2 separate regions of the Homo sapiens genome follow, and region 2 is linked to region 1. Evidence: chromatin loops called from intact Hi-C (ENCODE). Cell type or tissue: heart right ventricle. All regions are shown on one strand. Links, peaks and the distances in the headings refer to the core of each region. The heading gives the core; the rest is flanking DNA. Region 1 has its middle 13 kb from the start of LINC01629. Region 2 overlaps IRF2BPL (interferon regulatory factor 2 binding protein like).

Evidence for each region. A loop is a pair of places that touch in the nucleus more often than their neighbours do. Peaks named below come from ENCODE experiments on the same cell type or tissue, not always from the same donor. Only the 100,000 strongest peaks of a DNase experiment are listed, where the experiment ranks them.
Region 2: it touches region 1 in a loop (4-fold over the local background); 83 of 110 quality-filtered maps call a loop at or near these places.

What each region holds. Positions count from the first base shown.
Region 1 is chr14:76,945,645-76,948,553 of GRCh38, reverse strand. No RefSeq gene overlaps it. Among named protein-coding and RNA genes, the nearest start is that of LINC01629, 13 kb to the left of the region's middle. In heart right ventricle, for the core only: a CTCF peak has its summit at 1,259; a DNase peak (open chromatin) is centred at 1,163; H3K4me3 peaks cover 859 bases; H3K27ac peaks cover 1,899 bases.
Region 2 is chr14:77,021,849-77,024,757 of GRCh38, reverse strand. IRF2BPL (interferon regulatory factor 2 binding protein like) reads left to right here. Exons shown (of 1, transcript NM_024496.4): 1 at 1-215. Among named protein-coding and RNA genes, the nearest start is that of IRF2BPL, 5.4 kb to the left of the region's middle. RefSeq lists a silencer at 486-711 and an enhancer at 918-1,212. In heart right ventricle, for the core only: a CTCF peak has its summit at 1,049; no DNase peak of the experiment used is centred there; H3K4me3 peaks cover 1,630 bases; H3K27ac peaks cover 2,500 bases.

The DNA.
Region 1 (2,909 bases), core at 301-2,800:
CAAGGGGTAAGAACGCTCTGTGGCACAGTCCTGAGAGGTCAGGGTAAGGAAAAGGTGGAGGAGGGTGGACTATGGATCTAGAGAGGAAGTGTGGATTCAGGGCAGCACCTGATCAACATTGCTGAGCACTGGCTCGGTGCCGGAGTGCCTGTGCTGTAGCTGGACATGTGACAAGCAAGTTTAAAATCAAGGTCTCTGCCCACCAGGCAGCACAAACAGGATGCCTTGGCTGGGTCTTGGGGAGCCCCGCTTTCCCTCTGCCCCGGGGACTCCTATCCATATCTGATTTTTGGAAAAGCCTGCTTTGCAAAATTACACTGACAAATGGAAATTACAGGAGCACCGTTGAAGGGAGGCTGTGGGTGAGGGGAGGTGAGGGTAGGGAAAGGATTTGGAGGGCCTAGGCGGTGAGAACTGGCTGTGGAGCTCTGAACCAGCTCGGGAAGGTGACCTTGACATCAGTTGAGGCTCCAGAGTCTGAAAGGTTCAAATCCCACTCCATCACTCATTTACTGTGTGATGTTGGGCCTGTTCCTTGACACCTCTGATTTTCAGTTTTGGCATCTATGAAAATGGGGGGATGAATAGGACGTAGGAATTTTGTGCGGATTAAACGAGAATCTGTGCAAAGGGCTTAGCATAGTGCCTGAGCACAGGGCAAACACTTTATTATGATAATTAGAGGCCAAGGGCCACACTCCCCCCTTCCCATTTCTCACCCGACATGGGATCTCCACCCCCTTTCCAGCTCCATTTAGCTCTGAGTGTTTTAGGTCATTCTATGCCTGGCATTCTGCCAAGGCTTTGACAAAGACAGGAGTTTCTGCTCATTCATCCTAATGCAAGTTCCTGCGTTTATGATAATAGGGAAAAAATGCATGAAAGGGCTTGCTGCCTGCAGAGGGGAAATCAGCTTAGAATTGAAAATCGGAGTCCTTCCTTGGCCCAGCTTTCCCCTCCCTGAGCTTTGGCAAAGGCTGCAGCAGGGAGGGCAGCGGGGAAGAGAGGAGAGGAGAGGAAGGGGAGGGGGAGGGGGAGGGGGAAGAGCTGGCCAGTGAGGCAGAAGGGCAGGGTGGGGGCAGGGGCGAGGGCCCGGCGCACCCGGATGAATGGGTTTCAGGGTGGCTGAGGAAGCCTGCCAAAAAGGCCAAGTGAAAAGGCCGGCCCCGGGAGGCGCTGCGAGCGGTTTCCTTGGCGACACCAGCTGCTGCCTGGGCCCCGCGCTTGCCGGCTCTTTAGTCCCGGCGGGGCCTCGCCTGCCACCACATGGTTACTCAGCGCGGTAGGGAAGAAAAATCCCACGGGTTGCCTTGGCCCAGGTGTCACCAGCCAGTGCCACCGTGTTCTAGACACCATGCTGCCCCCTGCGTGGGGAGACGAGCACCTGGGAAGTACCCGTTGGTGCCTCCTAGAAGCACATACTTCACCTGGTCCAGTGTGGAAAGAGGGGCTGCCTTGCAGGGGCACGACAGGCTCTCCAAGGCCTACGGGCTTTTTCAGTGGGACATGGCAAGGCCAGTGTGTGTTTGTTAAAGATGGCTGTGCCTACGGAGGACTCCTGGAGGATGGGTGGGATGTGTACCCCGAGAGGCTAGGCCAGGCTTCTGTGGCTTGACCTAGGGCAACGGTAGGAGGTGAGTGATTTCAGATCAGAGTGATTTAAGAGGTACACATGACCAGGCCTGGTGCTTGGTTGGAAGAAGGGATGCCAGGGCTTTGGCTTGGGCAGCAGGCAGGTGGAGCCTGTGTTCCCCAGACAGAAAATAGGGGTTGGGGCCGGTCGGTGAACTGTCTGAAGAGAGGACCCCCTTGTCCCATTCTTTTCTGTTCCACTCCTCCCAATTCTCCCCCACCCCAGAGACTGCAAGGACTTGGATCAGGGTGGGGATGCCCAGGTTTGGTGAATGAATACGTGAAATGAGGAGAGATAAAAAAGTGTGTGAGGCCGGGCGTGGTGGCTCACGCCTGTAATCCCAGCACTTTGGGAGGCCGAGGCGGGCGGATCACCTGAGGTCAGGAGTTCAAGAGCAGCCTGACCAACATGGAGAAACCCCATGTCTATTAAAAATACAAAATTAGCTGGGTGTGGTGGAGCCTGCCTGTAATCCCAGCTACTCTGGAGGCTGAGGCAGGAGAATCGCTTGAACCCAGGAGGCAGAATTCGCAGTGAGCTGAGGTCATGCCATTGCACTCCAGCCTGGGCAACAAGAGCAAAACTCCGTCTCAAAAAAAAAAAAAAAAAGTGTGTGAAACAGCGCTGGGTGCGGTGGCTCATACCTGTAATCTCAACACTTTGGGAGGCTGAGGTGGCAGGATCCCTTGAGCCCAGGAGTTCAAGGCTGCAGTGAGTCATGATTGTGCCTCTGCACTCCAGCCTGGGCAACAAGGAAGACCCCGATTCCAAAAAAAAAAAGTGTCTGAAACAGGGTGGGTGTGGGGAGGGAGAGCATCAGGATAAAGAGCTAATGCATGCGGGGCTTAATACCTAGGTGATGGATTGATAGGGGCAGCAAACCACCATGGCACACGTTTACCTATGTAACAAACCTGCATGTCCTGCACATGTATCCCAGAACTTAAAATAAAAAATATATATATTTTTTGAGATGGAGTCTCGCTCTTTTGCCCAGGCTGGAGTGCAGTGGCGCGACCTCAGCTCACTGCAAGCTCCGCCTCCCGGGTTCACACCATTCTCCTGTCTCAGCCTCCCGAGTAGCTGGGACTACAGGCGCCCACCACCATGCCCAGCTAATTTTATGTATTTTTAGTAGAGACAGGGTTTCACTGTGTTAGCCAGGATGGTCTCGATCTCCTGACCTCGTGATCTGCCCACCTCGGCCTCCCAAAGTGCTGGGATTACAGGCGTGAGCCACCACGCCCGGCCCAAAAGAAAATATTTTTTTAAAAAG
Region 2 (2,909 bases), core at 91-2,590, 76 kb before region 1:
AATGTTTTGGTTTGTTTCTACTGACCTGAATGTGTTGGATCTACACGTGTTGTTTTGTTTTTGCTTTATTGATGCACGGATGCTTTTGAACAGTAGAGCGAAATGCTAGACATGGAGAATCTGCTCTGTTTGTCCTTTATACATTTCTGTAGTTAACAGAACACTGTAATGTGCCTTGGAGCTTAGTAACTTGTAATAAATTCAATTGATATTAACTGCGCTGAGTCAGCAATTTTGTCTTTCTAGGGCTAAGGCCATGCAACTCCGACGTAGGCGACACCCTCCCTACCTCCAGTATAGAACGAAAATCCTAGTGCTTTTGAAAGCCCTGGGAGCTGGCCTGTGGGAAAGGCCCTGTGCTGCCTTGCTGCCCCTCCCCCTCGGTACCAGGCTATTTAAATTCACCTCTTGGGGAGGCGACAGTTGCTGACTAAGCGATTTCGGTTTACTCTTCAGCATCTCTATTTTCCCCCGGATGCGGGCCCAGCTGCAAATGGCATTGTCAAGAATGCTTTCTGGTGCCTCGCCCTGTGGCGGTGAACATAGGCTGACACCCAGTGCAGCTGGTGACTTGACAAGTGGGCGAAAAAGTCTAGGAGAAAAGCTAGGATGCTTTGCTTCTTAGATATGACAGACATCAGTCTGCATATTTAAAACAAAACTGCCACAGAGCTGGGAGCAAATGCATACACTCAGCCTTGGAGAGTCCGCAGTAGCTTCAGGCTGGTTCCTTGGAAAACCAGTTTTCACCTCATTCATTACAAGTTTTCTTTCTTGTATTTTAAATAATTATTTTTAAAGGCAGAAATAATTCTAAAGACTTAGTTGATTAGAGAGGGTTTCTGAGGATGAGGAAGAGGGGGGGAAACCCCAAACTTAGTTCCTGAAGCAAAGGTTTACTTCCAACATCAAATAAAAATCCATTCCTGCTGGTGAAGCAATGCAATTATTCATCTAATCAGCTTTTGGCGGCGTTTGTGAGGTGCAGAGAGGCGGGGAAGCGGAGAGAAGACTACTGCCCTTTAGAGCAGAGCCCCTGCTCGTGGGCTGAGAGCAGCCTGGAGTCCTCCCAGTGGTAGGGGAAGGCAAACAAACCTGATCTGAACCTTGTACTTTCCTGGGAGGCAAATAGAAGAGCAGAAAACAGGAGGGAGGAAGCAAAACAAAACCCGGCAATCCAGTCAAATTGATTCCTGGCCACATCTCATTCCTGGGCGGGGCGAGCTGGGCCCTGTTGGTCCCCTCCAAGGCTGAAGGACTATTAAGAAACTTGGATCCCCCACTCCACTCCCATCAAAGGAGTGGGAAGACTGGGAGGTGGGGATGGGTACAGGCACGTTTGGGGAGAAACAAATCACTGGTTCGCCCAGAACTCTGGTGTGGAGGCCGGGCTGGTGTCGGAACTTGTTAATAACACCCTTTTAGTTTCTTTTCCTGCTTTGCCACTGCCATCACTGAAGTGGTGGAAACCAGGACTCTGTGTGCACGCGCACTCGCGTGTGTGTGTGTGGGTGTGGATAAGTGGCAATATTGATGGATCTGCTGCAGCCTCTTAATCCTGGTACATGGGAGGTGCCTGCCTCACCTCTAAGAATCTCCCCACATATAAATAGATATTCATGTCAGCTTCCTGCAAATGTGTCCTTGCATTTTCATCTGCTGCCAAGTGTTGTATTGGTGCTTATGAGTCATGAAACCTATTTTCATCCGCAGGGGTAATTAACTTGGGGGTGATAATGCATAGCAGACTGTAGGAAGAGTTAATTCCAAAACCCATCCTCGCCTGGCTACCAATCACACATTGCACTTAAAGGTCTGGGTTGGCTTTTTGTGTAAGTTCATTAATAAAAACCAAGCATGTTTTGCCTGGAAGATCCTCTAAGATGCTCCCAACTCCCGCTCCCAAGGCACATACTCTTAAAATTGGTAAAGCTCAACAGCCTGAGAATACAGTGTCACGGGTATAATTTAACTATCATTGAAGGAAGGAGCGGTGGGTGCAGCCACCCCTCCTCCGGCATTGCACAGTGCATGTGAATTTAGACATGTGGATCACCTGTCTGGGCGTGGACCTTATGAGTTGTGTCTGGTGGCTCCAGCTGGGAGTTGTCCCTGTTACCGGTTTCTGTGCACAGCTGCTCCTGCCGGCCTGCAACTGTCTCTTCATCACTATGGTATTATGCTCAGGAACTTTTAGGATTGTAAGACCCTTGATTACTAGTGCACATAGGTAGGAAAGGAGGGCCTGTCTTTAAGCACTGAGAACAGCATCGTTTCTTTCCTTCTTGTTGCTGGGTGCTATTATGAACAGTAGAAGCAGCAGCTGTAATAATGAGGCATCCAGCCATGGAGGCCAGTTTGGTTTCACTAAGGAAACCTGACTAGAGACGTTGGGGAGAGGAGGGAGGGAGTGGGAGGGAGAGAGCAGGTTGGGGTGGAACCCAGGCTAGAAGTGAATTATGATAGTGCAGTTAATTAAAGTTTATCATAGCCGGGGACCACTTGTTAAATGGAGGCTTTTTTTTTTTTTTAAACCATGTGAACTTTTCCTTTCCTGGGACCCATTCAGCTGCTAGTTTGGTTGCCTTAACCAGCCTTTCTCTGATCCCTCAGCTGGATTCTCCTTTCCCTGAAGCTTTCCACATTGGACGCCTAGGAAGCACTTTTCCTCTCTGGCGTGTAAGGATTCTTGTGGGTTTCTGAGATTCAGCCCAGGCCTCTGGATGAGCCGAGGCTCCATTCATCTCCATTTTACCTCCATTTCTTCTGACCCTCGTTTCCTATCCTTCTCACTCCCTTTCCCCTCAGAGCCAAAGTGGCCAACATTTAAAAATTCATATTTATCTTTGTGCATCATTTGTGCAGCAAATCCAAACGACATGTTTAAGTGGGCAGAGTGGTGGGGCAAT